Regions from separate parts of the Homo sapiens genome. Here region 2 is linked to region 1. The links are chromatin loops, found by intact Hi-C in ENCODE. Cell type or tissue: heart left ventricle. All regions are shown on one strand. Each heading gives the region's core, and the rest is flanking DNA. Links, peaks and the distances in the headings are about the cores only.

Evidence for each region. A loop is a pair of places that touch in the nucleus more often than their neighbours do. Peaks named below come from ENCODE experiments on the same cell type or tissue, not always from the same donor. Only the 100,000 strongest peaks of a DNase experiment are listed, where the experiment ranks them.
Region 2: it touches region 1 in a loop (2.3-fold over the local background); 3 of 110 quality-filtered maps call a loop at or near these places.

What each region holds. Positions count from the first base shown.
Region 1 is chr17:9,508,327-9,519,989 of GRCh38, forward strand. The region is part of intron 4 of STX8 (syntaxin 8); the gene reads right to left. Among named protein-coding and RNA genes, the nearest start is that of STX8, 62 kb to the right of the region's middle. In heart left ventricle, for the core only: no CTCF peak of the experiment used is centred there; no DNase peak of the experiment used is centred there.
Region 2 is chr17:9,174,100-9,182,099 of GRCh38, forward strand. It overlaps NTN1 (netrin 1), which reads left to right. Exons shown (of 7, transcript NM_004822.3): 4 at 5,708-5,857. It overlaps LOC101928266 (a long non-coding RNA gene), which reads right to left and starts at 5,019. Exons shown (of 4, transcript NR_110828.1): 1 at 4,830-5,019; 2 at 1-3,727. RefSeq lists an enhancer at 5,997-6,498. In heart left ventricle, for the core only: no CTCF peak of the experiment used is centred there; a DNase peak (open chromatin) is centred at 3,222.

The sequences.
Region 1 (11,663 bases), core at 1,861-9,860:
TATTTATTTATTTTTTTGGAGACAGGTTCTTACTCTGTCACCCAGGCTGGAGTGCAGTGGCATTATCTCAGCTCACTGCAACCTCCACCTCCTGGGCTCAAGTGATTCTCCCTCCTCAGTCCTCCTGAGTAGCTGGGACTACAGGGGCATGCCATCACATCCAGCTAATTTTTGTATTTTTTGGTAGAGATGGGGTTTCACCATGTTAGCCAGGTTGGTATCGAACTCCTAATCTCAAGTGATCTGCCCGCCTTGGCCTCCCAAAGTGCCAGGATTACAGGTGTGAGCCACCATGCGTGGCTGAATTTTTGAACTTGAAGACAGATCTTGTGAAATAACACAGAAAGATGGGGGGAAGAAAAAGTAAAATGGAATGAAGAAAGCCTACAGAATTCATGGGACACTATTAAGTGAACAAATATTCACACTGTAGGTGTTCCAGAAAGAGAAAAGAAGGGCAAATGTACAGAAAACATTGAATGAAATAGTAGCTGAAAACTTCCCAAGTCTTGGGAGCTTCCAGATCCAGGAAGCTAAAAGAATCCCAAATAGATTCCATTCAAACAGGACCCCTCTTAGGCACATTAGAGTCAAATTATCAAAAGTCAAAGACAAAGAATTCTAAAAACAGCAAGAGAAGGACTGGATGTGGTGGCTCATGCCTGTTATCCCAGTACTTTGGGAGGCCGAGGCTGGCAGATCACGATGTCAGGAGTTCAAGACCAGCCTGGCCAACATGGTGAAACTCTGTCTCTACTAAAAATACAAAAAAATTAGCTGGGCATGGTGGCAGGTGCCTGTAATCCCAGCTACTCAGGAGGCAGAGGCAGGAGAATCACTTGAACCTGGGAGGCGGAGGTTGCAGTGAGCTGAGACCACGCTACTGCACTCCAGCCTGGGCAACAGAGCAAGACTCCATCTCAAAAACAAACAAACAACAATGACAAAAAGAAACCAGCAAGAGAAAAGCATCAAATCACCTATGAGGGAGTTCCCATTAGACTAATAGCAGATTTCTCAGCAGAAATCTTACCAACCAAGAGAGAATAGGATTTTATGTTCAAAGTACTAAAAGAAAAAAAAAATCTGCCAACCAAGAATATTACATGCAGCAAAGATATCCTCCAGAAATGAAAGAGAAATAAAATCTTTCACAGACAAGCAAAAACGAAGGTAATCCATCACCACTAGACCAGTCTTACAAGAAGTGCTCAAGGGAGTATTACATCTGGAAGTGAAAAGATCATAACAGCCATTATAAAAACATGTGACACTATAAAACTCACTGGTAGAGCCAATATACAAAGGAAAAAGAGAAAGAAATCAAGCCTTATCACTTCAGAACACTACCCAACCACAAAAATAAACAGTAAGAGGAAGTAAGGAACAAAGGATATAGAAAACAGCCAGAAAACAATAAAATGACAAGATAAGTCCTCACCTATTAATAATAACCTTGAATGTAAGTGAATTAAATATCTCATTAAAAGACATAGACTGGATAACTAGATTAAAAAAAAAAAAACAAGACTAGACTCAACTATATGCTGCATAGAAGAAACTCACCTGACCTACAGACACACATAGACTGAAAGCAAAGGTATGGAAAAAGATATTCTACGCAAACAAAAACCAAAAGCAAGCAGGAGTAGCTGTACTTATATCAGACAAAACAGACTTCAAGTCAAAAGTTGTGAAATTAGACAAAGAAGGACATTACATAATAATAAAGGGATCAATTCAACAAGAGAATGTAACAACTGTAAATATATACACATTCAATACCAGAGCACTCAGATATATAAAGCAAACATTATTAGCTCTAAAGGGAGAGATAGACTCAAATAGAGTAATAGCTGGAGATTCTAACATCTCACTCTCAGCATTGGACAGATCATTCAGACAGAAAATCAACAAAGAAACATCATATTTAAACTACACCACAGAACAAACAGACCTAACAGATATTTATGGAACATTTCACCCAACAGCTACAGAATATACATTCTTGTCAACAGCACATAGAACATGGACTGACCATATGTTAGGACACAAAACAAGTCTCAAAAATTTTTTTAGAAATTGAAATCATACCAAGTATCCTATTTAACCACAGTGGAAAATATCAATAACATGAGGAACATGCAAAATGATACAAACACATGGAAATTAAACAACATGCTCTTGAACAGCCAGTGAGTGAAGGACAAAATTAAGAATGGAATTTTAAAATTCCTTGAAGTAAATGAAAATAGAGGCACAACATACCGAAACCTATGGGACACAGCAAAAGTAGTACTATGAGGCAAGTGTATAACAATAAATGCCTACAATAAAAAACTAGAAAGATTTCAAATACCCTAACAATGTATCTCAAGGAAACTAGGAAAACAAGAATAAACCAAACCCAAAATTAGTAAAGGAAAGAAATAATAAAGATCAGAGGAGAAATAAATGAAATTGAAATAAAAAATGTATTTAAAAAATCAACAAAATAAAAGTTGGTTTTGTGTAAAGATAAAATTGAGATACCATTAGCTAGACTAAGAAAAAAAGAGAGATGACTCAAACAAATAAAATCAGGCAAGAAAAAGGAGACATGACAATGGATGCCACAGAAATACAAAGAATCATTACAGGATACTACAAACAACTCTACACCAATAAATTAAAAAACCTAGAGGAAATGGATAAATTCCTGGACACATACAACCTATCAAGATTGAACCAAGAAGAAATTTTTTTAAAACCTGAACAGACCAATAACAAGTAATGAGATTGAATCAATAATATAATCTGCCAACAAAGAAAAGTCCAGGACTGAATGGCTTTCATACTGAATTCTACCAAACCTTTAAAGAAAAATGCATACCAATTCTTCTCAAACTATTCCAAAAAATTGAAGTGAGGGTATTCTACCTAACTCATGCTAAGAGGCCAGAATAACCCTGATATCAAAAGCAGACAAGAATACAACAGAAAAAGAAAAGTTCAGGCCAATATCCCTGATAAATATACACACAAAAATCCTCAATACTAGCAAATGAAATCCAACAATACATCAAAAAGATAATATACCATGATCAAGTGGAATTTATCCAATGAATGCAGGAATGGTTCAACATACACAAATCAATAAATGTGATATATCACATCAACTATAAAGGACAAAACCCACATGATAATCTGAATAGATGCAGAAAAAAATTTGATAAAATTCAACATCTCAATTAAAAACTCTCAATAAACTAGGTATAGAAGGAAAGTACCTCAACACAATAAAGGCCATATATGACAAACCCACAGCTAACATCATACAGAAAAGGTGAAAGCTTTGCCTCTGAGAACTAGAAGACAAGGATGCCCACTCTCATCACTCTTACTCAACACAGTACTGGAAGTCTTAGCCATGGTAATCAGACAAGAGAAAGTAATAAATGGCATTAAAATTGGAAAGGAGAAAGTCAAATTGTTTCTGTTTGCAGAAAACATGATCTTATAGAGAGAAAAGCCTAAAGACTACCAAAAAAAAACCTCTCAGAACTGATAAACAAATTTAGTAAAGTTGCAGAATACAAAATCAACATACAAAAATCAGTAAGTGGTGTTTCTATAAATAATGAACTAGTTGAAAAAGAAATCAAGAAGACAATCTCATTTACAATAGCAATCCCCCCGCCAAAATTACCTAGGAATAAATTTAACCAAGGAGGTGAAAGATCTCTAAAAGAAAAACTACAAAACACTGATGAAAGAAATTGAAGAGGATACAGACAAAGGCAAAGTTATTTCATGCTCATGGATTGGAAGAATTAATATTGTTAAAATGACTATACTACCCAAAGCAATCTACAGATTCAATGCAATCTCTATCAAAATACCAATAACATTCTTCACAGCAATAGAAAAAAATCTTAAAAATCTGCATGGAACCACAAAAGACCCTGAAGAGACAAGCGATCCTAAGCAAAAAGAACAAAGCTGGAGGCATCACACTACCAGACTTCAAAATATACCACAAAGCTGTAGTAATGTACTACAATGCTGTTTTTATGATACTGACATAAAAACAAACACACAGACCAATGGAACAGAATAGAGAACCCAGAAATTAATCCATGTATCTAGAGCCAACTGATCTTTTTTTTTTTTTCCGAGGCAGAGTCTCACTCTATAACCCAGCTGGAGTGCAGTGATGCAATCTTGAGTCACTGCAACCTGTGCCTCCCAGGCTCAAGTGAGCCTCCCACCTCAGTCTCCTGAGTAGTTGGGATTACAGGCACACGCCACCACACTCAGATAATTTTTGTAGAGACGGGGTTTCACCATGTTGCCCAGGCTGGCCTCAAACTCCAATCTGCCCACCTCAGCCTCCCAAAATGCTGGGATCACAGATGTGAACCCAGCCAAGCCTACTCATTTTTAACAGAGGTGCCAAGAATACTCACTGGGGGAAGACAGTCTCTTCAATAAATGGTGTTGGGAAACTGAATATGCACATGCATAAGAATGAACCTGGACACCCATCTATCACCCTAAGGAAAAAATCAACTCAAAATGATTCAAAGACCTAAATGTAAAACCCAAAACCATAAAAGTACCAGGCAAAAACAAGGAAAACACTTCAGGATGTTGATCTGGGAAAAGATTTTATGAGTCAGACCTCACAAGCACAGGCAACAAAAGCAAAAAGAAACGAATGAGATTACAACAAACTAAAAAGCTTCTGCACAGCAAAGGAAACAGTCAATAGAGTGAAAAGACAATCTATAGGAGAAAATATTTGCAAACTGTTTATCCAACAGAGGATTAATATGCAAAATATGTAAGGAACTCAAAATATCTCAATGGCAAAAATCATAATAATAATTGGATGGAAAAATGGGCAAATGAGCTAGGCATGGTGGCATGCACCTATAGTCCCAGCTACTCAGGCTGAGGTGGGAGGATTACTTAAGCCTGGATAACATAGTGAGACTCTATTTCCAAAAAAAAAAAAAAAAAAAAAGATACACAAAATATGTGAAAGACAGACAAATGATCTGACCAGACATTTCTCAAAAAATGACACACAAATGCGCCAACAAATATATACAAATTGCTCAGCATTACTAATCGTCAGGGAACTGCAAATCCAAATCACAATGAGGTATCATCTCATTCCACTTAGAATGGCTATCATCAAAAACACAAAATAAATGCTTGTGAGGATGTTGTGAAACAGGAACTCTTATACACAGATGGTGGAAATGTAAACTAGTACAGCCACTATGGAGAGCAGTATGGGGGTTCCCCAAAAAACTATAACTAGAGCTACCATATGATCCAGCAATCCCCCTACTGGGCACTTATCCAAAGGAAAGAAAATCAGTATTTTGAAGAGATATCCACACCCACATGTTTACTGCAGCACTATTCACAGTAGGCAAAATATGGAATCAACCTATCCAACAACAGATGAATGGATAAAGAAAGTGTGGTATACATACACAACGGAATACAATTTAGCCATAAAAAAGAATAAAATCCTGCCATTCACAGCAACATGGATGGAGCTGGAGGACGTTATTATATTAAGTAAAATAAGCCAGGAACAGAAAGCTAAACACTGCATGTTCTTACTCATACGCAGAAGCTAAAAACAAAAGTTGATCTCATAGAAGTAAAAAGTAGAACAGAGCACACCAGAAACTGGGGAGAGTAGGGAGAAGGGGGAGAGCAAGAGATTTGTTAAGGGACACACAATTATAGTTGGACAGGAGGAATAAGTTTGAGTGTTCTATTCACCACTGTAGGATGACTACAGTTAACAATAAAGTCTCCAGTAGCTAGAAGGACGATATAGAATGTTCCCAACACAAAGAAATGAAAAATGTTTGAGATTATGAATGTGCTAATTATCCTGACTGGCTCATTATATATTACATGTATGAAAACATCACTATGTACCCCATAAATATGTATAATTATTATATGTCAATTAAAACAAAATGATAGGCTGGGTGCGGTGGCTCACACCTGTAATCCCAGCACTTTGGGAGGCCAACGCAGGTGGATCACCTGAGGTCAGGAGTTCCAGACCAGCCCGGCCAACATGGTAAAACCCTGTCTCTACTAAAAACACAAAAATTAGCTAGGCATGGTGGCGGGCGCCTGTAATCCCAGCTACTTGGGAGGCTGAGGCAGGAAGAATTGCTTGAACTCAGGAGGCGGATGTTGCAGTGAGCCAAGATTGCGCCACTGCACTCCAACCTGGGCAACAAAGTGAGGCTCCATCTCAAAAACAAAACAAAAACAAACAAAAAACAAAATGATGACAATGATGTTACAATAGCAATAACAACAGTTAACATGCAGTAAGCATTTGCCCTGTACAGACACGGCTCCAGGTGATTTATATATATTCACTCATATCTCCATTATTTATAATTCTTCTAGCCTTGTTCACATCTCCCATATCATCCAGAAACAATTGCTACCCTATTATTTAACCTTTTATATAGATAAGGTGCATATCCACTAGACAGAAGGCAGAAACTGAAAATCACCCTTCGCTGTACACACGCTGTCCCACAATATGGAGTGAACAGCTAATAGCATATCACCTACTGGCAACATATGAACAGAAAGTAGCTGGAGGATTCAATAATTTTTCATTCCAAAAACATTTACTTCGTAGTTATTATATAGTCGGCATTGCTCTCATTAATGGGCATGAAGAAAAAATAGAATATAGACAAATGGACCAAAATCTCCACCCATACAAAGCATAGATTCTTGTTATCGGTGCTGTTTGCATTCTGGTGGGATGAAACAATGTGTAAAATGTGTGCAAACTGTCTAATGTCGTACTTGGAAGATGTTAACTACTATCATAATACCAATTATTGCATTTTTTTACACAGAAGGCACTAAAAAATTTTAAATAAATCTGTATATCACAAAAGCTATATTAATTTCACTTTTAGTTTAGAACTTTAAAGCCTTTGGAAGACTATTTCATGTAGCAAGAGACAAACCCAGGCAAAACTGGAAGAAAATTTTTGATTCCTTAGACTAAGATTTTAAGCACAGAGTTGGTCTCAAGTATACTAATTAGCATGCCAAACAGAAGTATGACTTTCTTCCACTTTACTAAAACGACAGGTGTGTTTCTTTGAAGTCTTTCTCTCTCTCTCTCTCTCTCATTCATTCATTCATCCATTCATTTATTTGAAACAGGGTCTCACTCTGTCACCCAGGCGGGAGTGCAGTGGTACAATCATCTCTCACCACACCCTTGACCTCCAGAGCTCAAGGGATCCTCCCACCTCAGCCTCCTGAGTAGCTGGGACTACAGGTGCGTGCCTCTGCACCTGGCTAATTATTTTTATTATTTGTAGAGATGGGGTCTCGCTATGTTGCCCAAGTTAGTCTTGAACTCCAGGGCTCAAACAAGCCTCCCACCTTGGCCTCCCAAAATGCTGGGATTACAGGCATGAGCCACTGTGCCCAGCTGGAAGCCTTACTTTATGCCATTGGCACCAAATAGCCAAGATGTCAAGATTTTGGATTTCTTCTCTATAATAATTATTCAATTTCACGTACCTTCGAAGAAGGGGGAAGAATGCAATAGGAAAGGGAAGGAAAGAAGAAAATTCACATTCAAAGCCTATCCCAACTCTCATATCATCTTGCAAGAGCCACTTTTCAAATCAGGAATTACACAGGATTTGTCCATGGTTTACTGCAAATGCAAGTGGGTCAGAGGTATGTAAAGATACTTTGAAAGTGCATTAGTAACCAGCTATGACCATCAAAATGAGTATATTGCCCCTGAGGTGTTATTGCTCCTCTGAACTTAATGTTGGAACCAGTCACTGGTAGCTCCTGTGAGCCCTAGTGCATGCTTTTAAAAAGCTGTTATTCAAGGGGAAAAAATGTAAAAATATTTTTTTCACAATCTCAAAAATGACACATTAGAACCACAGTCATATATATATATATATATATATATATATATATATATATATATATAGACACCTGTTAGAAAATAAACACCTGTTAGAAAATAAAAGTGACAATATGGGCACAATTTAATACTAATATCAAACATACATCACCACAGACATATATAGAAAGGATTTCCCAGGGTTATCTGATTCCCAAGGCTGAACTGTCTAACTCCACTTCTCTCTGGTTTGTTTGGTGTTTCTACTTTCCTGATGCCCCAAACCTATGAGGAAATCCAGCAATTTCACTCACTGACCTTCACTCAGAAAAGCAGGTAAGATCATGAGATCATAGGTATCCCTGGATGTACACCCGATTCTCTTTTCATTTGGTTTTATGTTCAATTTAACATTTGGGGTGGTGCCTATTATTACTGTTCTAGGTACTAGGAAAATACGAAAAATAATATGAAAACATAATTCTTGCTTTCAAGGAGTTTATAATCAAATTGAAATGAGAAACTCACCAACATGAAGCACACTAGTTAAAATAAGAGAGCATCTAGCTTTGTATCCCTCCTGGGCAATTCCAAAAACCTCTTCAGCTCTGGTTTTCTCACCCATAAAACAAGCAAACTAAGTGGGCCAATGGTTTTCAACCTTCTTTCTGGCCCAACACTTGAGGATATGATACCCTTGTTATTAGTGACATTGGGGAGTAAGTGGGGAAGACTCATCTTGGTGGGAGAAAGCAGATATTCTTTTTAATCCTGCAAAAGATGATTTCCTATTGTTGCAAATTGTGAATTAGATTTTTTCAATCTCCTCTCAAATGTTGTCTCCTCAGAGAGGTTTCCCTGACTCCTCCATCTAAAATAACATCTGTCTCTGTCACTCCTTCACCCCACTCCTCCTTATCTTGCTTAATTTTTCTTTATAGCACTGAAGTCACCAGCCATTATGCATTTGTTTGTTTTCTGTCTCCCACGCTAGACTATAAGCTCCACAAGGGCAGGGACTAGGTCTTATCACTCCATCCTTTATCACATTATGGCTGGCATAATGGACACTGAAAGAAAAACATGGAATTAATTATTTTTTCAGCAAAACCCATAAATAAATGAATGAAATCAATAAGGAGAGTTGTCAGGAAATTACAGTATCACACATTGGTGCTATAATATGTTTTGTGATTTCAAAGGCATTTCACAAACATTATCTCATGTGAATCGCACACAGCCCTGTGTGTAAGTCAGCACAGGTATTACTGACAAGAAAACTAAGGCAGAGACATCCAGTGGCTTCCTCAGGGCCACCCACCTAGTGGCAGAGCTAAGGGTTCAGCCCACATCTTGTGATTCTTAACCCAAGGCATTTCCTTTCTACCACTTCAGAGGTTTCATAAAGGTAAGGAGGTTGAGCACAGTAGTTCACACCTGTAATCCCAGCACTTTGGAAGGCCAAGGCAGGAGGACTGTTTGAGCCCAAGAGTTCAAGACCAGCCTGGGCAACAAAGCAAGACCCCTATTGTAAAAAAAAAAAAAAAAAAAAAAAGGCAAAGAGACTTAAGGCAGCCTTGAAGAATGCGTGAGGTTTAGTGAAGAAAGGAAGAGATGGTAAGGCATTCCAAGAAAAGGCAAAAACACGAATGAGTCTCCAGGACCAGGAATGTGTACCACATAAACATGTGTGATGTAAGAGTGGAGAGTGGGCAAAATTTGGGGGGGCTAGATTTAGAATTAATTCCGAGGTAGGTAGCTACAGTGACCCTCCATTTGTTCTAATAACTTATCCTCCTATTATCCCAGGATCTCATAATTTTAACTTTCTACTAGTTCTTCTCCATCCTATAAATCCTCAAGCAATGACTTTCTCTCCTATTTGCAGCCAAACTTCCATGAAGAATAACCTATGCTCACCAACTCCACTTCCTGACCCCCGTTCACTCCTCAACCCACTGCAAGCCAACTTCTACCCCTGCACGACCAAAATCTTCTCACTCACAGCCTCCTCACTGCCAAACACTCTTCCCAGGTCTTACCAGACCCCTCCTCCAGGCCTTACCAGACCCCTCTTCCAGGCCTCATGTGTCACAGCTAAGCTTATTATCCCCCTTTCCATGAATCCTCTCCTCTCTTGGCTTCCTCCACACCACTCTCTCCCACTGACAGCTCCTTCTCTATAATTTGCAGGTACCTCTTCCCCCATCTGCCTCTGAAATGTGGGTTCCTTGGGAATTCGACTTAGATCTGCTCCTCTCACGGTATTGTGTTTCTCTGGGCAAGTCTATCTGTGCTAGGGGCTTCAGGCTGTAGGAACAGATGCTAGCAGCCAGGCGTGGTGGCTCATGCCTGTAATCCCAGCACTTTGGGAGGCCGAGGCGGGTAGATCACGAGGTTAGGAGTTCAAGACCAGCCTGGCCAACATGGTGAAACCCCGTCTCTACTAAAAATACAAAAAATTAGCTGGGCGTAGTGGTGGGCGCCTGCAATCCCAGCTACTCGGGAGGCTGAGGCAGGAGAATCGCCTGAACCCGGAAGGCAGAGGTTACAGTGGAGCCGAGATCGTGCCACTGCACTCCAGCCTGGGCGGCAGAGCGAGACTCCGTCTCAAAAAAAAAAAAAAAAGAATAAATGCTAGCAATGCTTAAAGACATTCATTCTATGCCCAGCACATATGAAATCAGACACATTCCCTTGAGTCATTATGGTGGTGAATTCTGAACTAGGGGTGGGGAGGGACGTGCTCTCCTTCCTAGCAGGACAATACCAGAATCTGGAGGGTTTGGGGGGAGTAGCACACAAATAGTTAAAAAGAAACCCCACATATAAAAACATTCAGGCAAAGCACGTCCTCCCACCCCTTACCTGATTGAAAATCACGGTGCTAAACAGACTTACAAATTTGTCTCTACCCATAATATCTCCCTACAGGTTCTTTATCTGCATTTGTGTCTTTTCATTTAAAAATCTCCAACTGGGTATTCCTCCCCAAACTCAACATATCCAAAATCAAATTCATGACTCTCACCCCATAAGCTGCTTCTTCTCGTACGCTCTCTATTTTGGTGAGCAGCATCACTGTATTCCCAAGTCATCCAAGCCATTTTTTTTTTTTTGGTCTCCCTTCTAACCACATCTCATCAACAAACAAGGCCTCCCTCAGAGATGGTTCTCACATCCAAGCCCTGACTGCCCTCCCCATTGGTACTGCCTTGGCTCAGACACCCATCACCTCTCATGTACAACATGGTTACAGCCTTCTGATCGGTCTCCTTGTCCCCAGTTACCCTCATTCAAATCATCCTACACTCTGCTGCAAGAATTATTGTTCTTAAAACAGAGATCTCACCCTATCACTTCCCTATTCAAAAACTTCCCTGACTCCCCAGAAGCTACAACATGGCTACGATCTCTCTACGACATCATCTCCTCAACATCCCCGCTTCCACACCCTACTTCGGCCCTCCAGACTGCTCCCCACCGCTCAGACAAAGGCAAAACTTTCACACTCTCATGTTTTTGCATGAGTCTGGAGTGTCCCCACCCCCACCCCCTTTGTCCATCTGGCAAAATTCTATTCATTCCCCTAAGGTTCAACTCAAATGTCAATTCTGCTGCTTAGGCTTTCCTGATCCCTAGCCCCATCCCCCTTCCCTTGAATCAATCACTCGCTGGTATTCCCATGGTGCTATGTTCACAACCTCTAACGTGGCATTTATCAAGCGGGATT
Region 2 (8,000 bases), core at 1-8,000, 340 kb before region 1:
TTGAGAACAGCCCTCAGATGGTCTGTGAGCTGTGAGACCTGTTGGGAATCAGAGCCAGCAGGGGCTCTAAAGATCATGGAAGCTGAGAGCTGCTCTGCTGGCCTGTGGGGGTTTTGGGGACCCTCAGAGACATGGCCTGCCATGGAGAAGGTTTTCCTCTTCCAGCAAAGGTGGTGACTTCCACAGGGAGCCAGGGGATGAAAGAGCTGATTGGTGGAGTGGTGGGGCAGTCTTCCTTCCCATGAGTACAGGACAGGCCTAGGAGGGTCCTGGAGAAGAAGATGCTTACCTGAGGCTCCACACAGGTGTGTTAGTCAGTGCAGGCTGCAAAGTGCCTCAGACTGATTGGCTTAAACAACAGAAGTTTATGTCTCATAGTTCTGGAGGCTGGAAGTCCAAGATCAAGGTGTCAGCAGGGCTGGTTTTGTTCCAAGAAACATCTGCTCCAGGCCTCTTTCCTTGGCTTGCAGATAACCGTCTTCTCCCTGTGTCTTCACAGGGTCTTTCCACTGCACTCATCTGTATCCCGATGCCCTCTTCTAATAAGGACACCGGTCATGTTGGATCAGGTTCCACCCCAGTGACCTCACTTTAAATTAATCAGCTCTTTAAAGCCCCTATGTCCAAATACATCCAACTTTGAGGTACTGGGGATTAGAGTTTCCGCATCAGCATTGTGTGTGGCAGGGAGTACACAGTTTAGCCCATAGCACAAGGTCAGGCCAGAAGCGGAACTTCAGGACTGGCCAGAGGCCTGGGTGGTGGCTGTGGTGGTGTCTGAAGTGAGGGTGGGGCTGTGGCTGTTCTGTCTCCCCTGTCCTACCTGAAGCTGCTCCAGAGGAGCTCATGCCCAGCTGGCTTTCCTGTCCTCTATGGGCACGTGGCCTTGGATCACTGCCATTTGAAGGTCCTGCCTGACCTCAAGAGCCCCTGGAGCCAGAGTCCTCAGGAAAAGTAGCCAGACCTCTGGATAGGAGCCCAGGACAGACTTCTGGAAAGCCTTAGTATGTGCTTCAGTGGAAAGGGTGCCAGGCTCAGGAGTGTGTCTCCTCCCTGGCAGAGCCCAGGAGCCTTCAGGGATCCCTTCAGAGAGTGTCAGAGGGAGTGGGAAAAGGCAGCTACTTGGGCACAAGAAACTGACGATGAGAACCACCTGCCATCCAGGTCAGCTTTGCCAGGGCTCTCGGAAGTCCCTGGGTACTCCCTCTCTTCACCGACAAACCAAATCTCAACAAGATTCTGGCACCATGCAGGTGGGTGCTGGTGCAGGCAGGGCCAGCAGTAAGGGTGTACGGAAGGCCCGGTGTGCCCTGCAACAGGAGCCCTTTCCCCTGCCCTCTTGCCAAGACACTGAGGAACGGCAGCAGAAGGGGCGATGGTCAAAGGGTGGGGGCTGCTGCCCTGGTTCCTTTGGACCCAGCAGGGAGGCAAAAACCTTAGCCTGTTAAGTTGTAAGTCACTTCAGTGGGACTTTAGAGGGAGACCTCTGTCCTTACAGGTGAGCCACCGGTGGTCCAGAGAGAGAAAGGCACTAACCCAGGGTCACTGGGAGGGTGGGGCGCCAGACCTGGATCCCCTCTTACCTGTCTGAAAGCGCGTGGGTCACCTGAGCTGTCTGTCCCTGTCTCATGACCCAGAGCAAGGACCGCGTGGGTTCTCTGCTTCACTGGGAGGCTCTCCAGCCTGCGGTTTCATGGGAAACCTGATCTTGCCGTGTTCTCAGGGACCTGGGCTTCCGTCTGGCCTCACCTTTCTCTTTATGGAAAAAATCCCCGGGTTGATTGTTTCCCATGGCCAGGTGCTGCCTGCTCCTTGCACACGGGGTGACCTGCCATGGAAGGGATTGACCTCCCTCTGAAAAAAGTGGCTGACTTCCAGGGACATGGGAGCCACCCAGCGGCTTCCTATGGCGGAAGATGTTCTGACCCAGACCACGTTCTCAGAGGAATTAGGGAGGCTCTCTCTTTGTCTCCCTCACCAGACACCCCCACCACCTCCCCTGCAAAGGAAAAGACCTCCACTCACCTAACTGCCACCTTCTCCCCAGCTCACTCCACACCTCCCCTCCCCTGCCCCCCCGTGGCCCTGTGTGTCTGTGTCTGTGTGTGTGGCTTTGTGGATCTGAGTATATGTCTGTGCGTGGGTGAGTTTGTAGATAAGAATCCGTGTGTTTGTGAGTCAATGTATGTAGATGAGAGCGAGGGAGGGAGAATTAGTAGGAGTCTGCTTGTATCTGTGTGTTTCTGGGAATATGTGTGAGTCTCTGTGTGTTAGTAGGAACTTTGATGTGTCTGTGTCTGTGTATATTTCAGGGTCAAGGGACTACAGCAGGATGCTTTTGACTTCCTCTTCCTCAAGGCCAGGGCCTGAGTCTTCCCTTGGGCTCAGCCTCTCTTCCTTTGGCACTGCCAGTCACATTCTCCCTTTCCAGGCCATAGTATGGCATTGCCATCTGTCAACTCTCCCTACACCTTGAAACTCAGACTTTGCACAGGGTATAATGGGGGCCATCTCGATTTGTGAATTTTTAGGAAAAGTTCTTTGGGTAATCTCCTTTGGCTGGAGATTGAGAATGAATTCCAGGCAAGTCTGTTAGGATTGCACTGGGTACAGGTAACAGAAAACCCACATCATATTATAAGATAGGAGCTTATTTCTCCTTGCAGAACAAGAAATACAAAGGGGGCCATTTAGAAAGGGTAGTTCCCTCAGAGATCCAGGCTCTTTCCACCTCTCCGCACAGCCCCCAGCTTTCTCCTGCAGTTGTCTTTTCTGGTCCCTGGCCTCCTCTGTGCTGTCACGCGCATTTCAGAGGGCTGTCGCAAGGACCAAGGGATTCGACACGTATGAGAGAGTGTGGATGTGCTAAGGAGTTTGCAGGAGTTGGCACGGGGCAGCTACTGCTGAAGAATACTCTGCCTTGGGCAGCCCCTTTGGGACCCTGATTGCCTCCCTTCCTAGAACAATGATCTGCTGGTGGGGAAACACAAGTCAGCCCGCTGCCTCCATAAACCAGAGGAATAGGTCAGATTCTTGCAGAATCTCAGAAAGATTTGGAAACCCAGGAGCAAGCATCAGCTCATGTTGAACCAAAGAGTGGGCCCTTAGGAAGCGTCTGCCGCACCCAGCAGACACAGTGGCCCTGCCATTACCGGGGACGGCCCTCACTCCGCCAGACCTCAGCTGGTGCCAGCCCAGGCAGCTAAGCGGGTCACCGGCTGTGGGGGAGAACAATGCACCATCCTGACTCCACCCAGAGTCTGCTCTGGGTCGGCCGCTGCCAAGATAAAGACAACCTGGGCCAATGAGGGTGTCCACGTGTGACTTGGCTCTGAACGTGCAGTGACCGAGCAACCTTTGGTGACCTCCCTTCAGCCAAATCCAAGGATCCAGAAGTTACTGGTGCACAGCTGTGTTCCATCAGCTCGGAGGGGAGAATGTCTTGGCATGAATCTTAGGATTACCAGCTGGCTAAGGGAGGTCAGCCGGCCTGAGGCCCTGATGCTCACGCTTGCATCAGGGGCTTCGAAGACAGTAGGAGCCTGTGCTGTGGCCCTTTGCATTCGCACGGCCGACTTAGAGGCACTGCCCATGCTCCATCTCCCTTCCTACCATGGACGAATTTAAGAGACCATAGGGAAAGGTCAGAGACCCTCTCCAGCCTCCCCTCCTCGCCGCCGCCTCTTCTGCACGTCTCCATGGGCCGTCAAGGCTGGATCTTTTCTTACTGTCGAGAGAGACAAACAACAGAGAATGAACTTGAATTTAGGGTACATCTAAGAAGACAATTTCCTAACAAAAGGCATTGCTTCTGGCTGGTCGCGGTGGCTCACGCCTGTAATCCCAGCACTTTGGGAGGCCAAGGCGGGCAGATCACCTGAGGTCAGGAGTTCGAGACCAGCCTGGCTGACGTGTTAAAACCCCATCTCTACTAAAAATACAACAAAATTAGCTGGGTGTGATGGTGGGCACCTGTAATCCCAGCTACTCGGGAAGCTGAGGCAGGAGAATCGTTTGAACCCGGGAGGCGGAGGTTGCAGTGAGCCGAGATTACGCCATTGCACTCTAGCCTGGGCAACAAGAGTGAAATCCATCTCAAAAGAAAAGAAAAACAACCCAGCATTACTTCTATCTATAAGAAGCAGCAGCAAGACTGGAGCAGTTCCATCAGCCTACAGGCAGGGAGCCCTGTAGGCTGCCCCCGTGCCAGGGCCTGTGCCCCCACCCTCCTCCCACCTGATGGGGGCACCCCCAGCCCTGGGACCCTCACTCTGAGTGATTCCAGGAGGTTTTGCATGTCCAGACACAACTTCAACAAACAATTCCTCACATTCTTCTCTTCTCCACCTTCCTCCCTCCCTCCTCTTCCTAATTCTCCTCATTGGCCACTCCTGGGCCCGAGGCCGGCTGGGCTGGGAGAGGTCGTGTTTTGAGCCACAGACTCCCGTGCTCACGCCCAGCAGTGCTTGCTGGGAAGTTCTAATCTGGCTGCTTCAGAGCCTCTGCTCTCACTTGCATTCTTGGGTTTTTTGGTCCTTTTGGAGGAGGAACAGATTAGCAGCCACGAGGGGACACCTGGAATTGCTGCCGGACGCCTTACTGCAGACGACTCCCCACTTCCAGCCTCCAGGATGGGGCATGGGCAGGACATTTGCCTTCTTCCTTCGGTGTTCCCCTTCCCCACCACACTCTGAGGCCACCGCCTAGCTTCAGGGAGGCAGGACTTAGCAGGGAACGCTGGTGTCCTGTGCCTACAGGTATAGCTGTTCTTGCCCTGAGCATCTGTGTTGGTGGGACATCCTCCTGAGGTCCTGTGGCTACTCTCTTACCAGAATTGGCTTCTTGGGACACAGCGACAGAGCCTCCGTGAAGCATGACAGGGTGGGCAACCCCACCTCTCCACCCTTTCAAGCCCAGGAGGAGGGTGGGGGGCCTGCTCTGTGGAGCCGTAGTTGCTGGCTTGAGAATCCCGGGCCTTGCTTCAGCTCCCAGCCTGGCCGTTCCCTTCCTGTGAGGCTCTGGGAGTTTCCTTTACCTCTCCCGTCTTTGTTTGCACATTTAATCAGGGCTTTAAGCTAAATGATCACCGTGACCCTCTCTAGTGCTACAGTTTATGGGTTTTGTGATTCAGAAGGCTGCCTGGCTGCAAAGTAGGGTCAGGTGTTGGGGGGCAGCAGCTGGGGGAGCCACCCCTCCCTGTGACTCCCTCTAACCTGGCAAACCCCAGAGCTTCACCAGGCCTCAAACCCCACTCCTCCCATGCCCTGGGTTGGCAAGAAAACTTGGGGGCAGGGAGCTGGTTGAGGACAGAGTGAAAACGCATAAGCCGACCCTGTCAAGGGAAGGTGTATCCCCCGATCCTGACTCCTCCACCCAGGCGTGATGAGGGCTACGGGCTCTGCCTTCCCGAGAAGGTATTTGAAAGCCTTCCTCCTGGGCTTCCAAAGGGCTTCTGCATTTCACTTTCCTGCTGCCAAAGCAGTCTCTTCAGGTCGGTCCATTTTGGTTTTTATTCTCCGTTTCCAGGTAGGTGGGTGGCCAGTGTCAGAGCTTCCGGAGTGCGTTTGGGCTTGGCTGGGCCTGCTCCCCATCGCTGCTCTTCCTCCAGGGCAGGGTCCATGGAGGCAGCCCTGGGTAGGGAAGGCTCTGCGGGGATGCACTGGCCGCTTCCCCCTTGTCTGACCCTCCCATTTTGTGTTCTCTGCAGCCTGTGATTGCCACCCTGTGGGTGCTGCTGGCAAAACCTGCAACCAAACCACCGGCCAGTGTCCCTGCAAGGACGGCGTGACGGGTATCACCTGCAACCGCTGCGCCAAAGGCTACCAGCAGAGCCGCTCTCCCATCGCCCCCTGCATAAGTATGTGTGGGGCACCCTGCTTTTCAAGTCTCTGGCTTTGTGGGGGACAGTGAGCTTTTGAGGATGCTAGTCACTGATGTTCAGTGGGTTCCTTTTTTGGTTGGTTGAGTCTCACTGTGTCGCCCAGGCTGGAGTGCAGTGGCACGATCTCAGCTCACTGCAACCTCTGCCTCCCAGGTTTAAGTGATTCTCCTGCCTCAGTCTTCCAAGTAGCTGGAATTACAGGCGCAAGCCTTCATGCCCCGCTGATTTTTGTCTTTTTAATAGAGATGGGATTTCGCTGTGTTGGCCAGGCTGGTCTTGAACTCCTGACCTCAGGTGATCCACCCACCTTGGCCTCCCAAAGCGCTGGGATTAGAGGCATGAGCCACCGCGCCTGGCCCATTCAGTGGGTTCTGTCTTCAATGTGCATTCCTGCATTCAAGGCCTCATGCTCAGTGAGTCCACGTGGGAGACCCCCCAAGCTCATAGAGTTCTTGCAGAAGCCACTGGGGGCTCAGCAGAGCCAGCCTGTCTGAGGCTGTCTATCCTGACAAACACTGAGTCTCCTGTTTCTGGGGAAAAGCAAGCCCCTCTCCTCAGCACTGGCCCCATTCTCACTGTCCACCTGGACCCTGGATCTGGGTGGGCCCATTCCAGGAGTGCTGTTGTCACTATTGCCGGAATGCCGGCATTCCCCCTGCCCCTGGTGGGTTCAGAACAGAAAGGACGGACAGCCCAGGGCCTTCGAGAGGAGCTGGGCAGGGCTTCCATGCACGGCACCTGTGTCCCTAATGAAGGATGATAGCAACCCTGAGGCGTTCCGTACAGCTGTTCGCAGGGGCTCGCTAATAGCAAATGACCAGGGTCCAAGCCTTGGTAGAGGGGGCTCAGCACCCATCCAGGGCAGAGCAGGTTGAAATAGCTTCACAACAACCTCCAATTGTCAGCCTCACAGTTTGTCAAAATCCTTCTGTCCATCCAGATTCTGCAAGGTGAACATTTTTAGACAGCTGGGAGGAAATCTGGGGTTCGGAAAACATGGGGGGAAAGCTGAGGTCTCCCGTCAGGGAATTAGGAGTTCTCAGGTTGCTCAGAAATGGTTGGAACCAACATTTCAAATTCCCAGGTGGAAAAATCAAGCCTAGACACGAGAGCTGGTGTTTCTGAATCAGAGGCTGAAGCCTTGGGAACTCTCATTTCCCAGCCTGTGCCTTCTCTCCTCCTCTAACAAAGGGCGGGCTGATGCCTGGCGAGAGCATTGTCCCTCCTTGGACAACCTGGGGCTCCATCCTGGAATTTTCGCTTGCTCTTCCCGAGGGAAGAGCTACAGGTGCCCAGACAGTGCCTGGGGGACTCGTGCCCTGTTTTGTCCCAGCTTGGGCAGCCATGGGCCCTGTGTGTGCATCCCAGAGCCAGGCTGACCTCAGGCACTGAGGTTGGGTGGTCACAATGACTCTGTGGCCATTGGCTTCGGCTCCATTTGTGGACTTGCAGGATTAGACTGGACCATTCAGATGTTGCCTCCAGGATGTTCCTGCTGGGACCAGGTGGCTTTTTAGGGCCAGCTTCCTAATAACCCATTGTGACAGGGCACCTATGGTTTGTTGTTGCTAATACAGTTGCCTGGGAGCAAGATTTGACCCCAAATTGAGGGCTGTGTCCCCCACTTGTTCTTCCTAAAGGAGCAGAGGATGCCTCCGGTGCCTCTCAGATTTGCCCCCGGCCTGAGTAGCCCATGTCCATCCACCAAGCCTCAAGTCCTAGCTCATCTAGAATCTAGGGAGTCAGAGTTTTACCGCAAAGAATCAGATGGTGGCTAGAGTCAGTGGGGTTCATGGTCACTCACCAGGGGAAGTGAGTCCCTTCCTCTTAGGGACTCCTGGTCCATGGTTTGGCCTTGTTCAGAAAGAGGAAGCCTGAGCTTCAGTGCCAGGCTGCTGAACCGATGAGCAGTGGGGACTGGCTGAACCGCCTCTCTTTTCTTGAGCACAGGGTGGGGTCTGGGAAGTAGTAGGAACCAACTGCTTTTTAAATATTTATTATTATATATACTTTTTGAGACAGGATCTTGCTCTGTTGCCCAGGCTGGAGTGCAGTGGTACCATCATAGCTCACTGCAACCTCAAACTCCTGGGCTCAAGGAATCCCCCTGCCTCAGCCT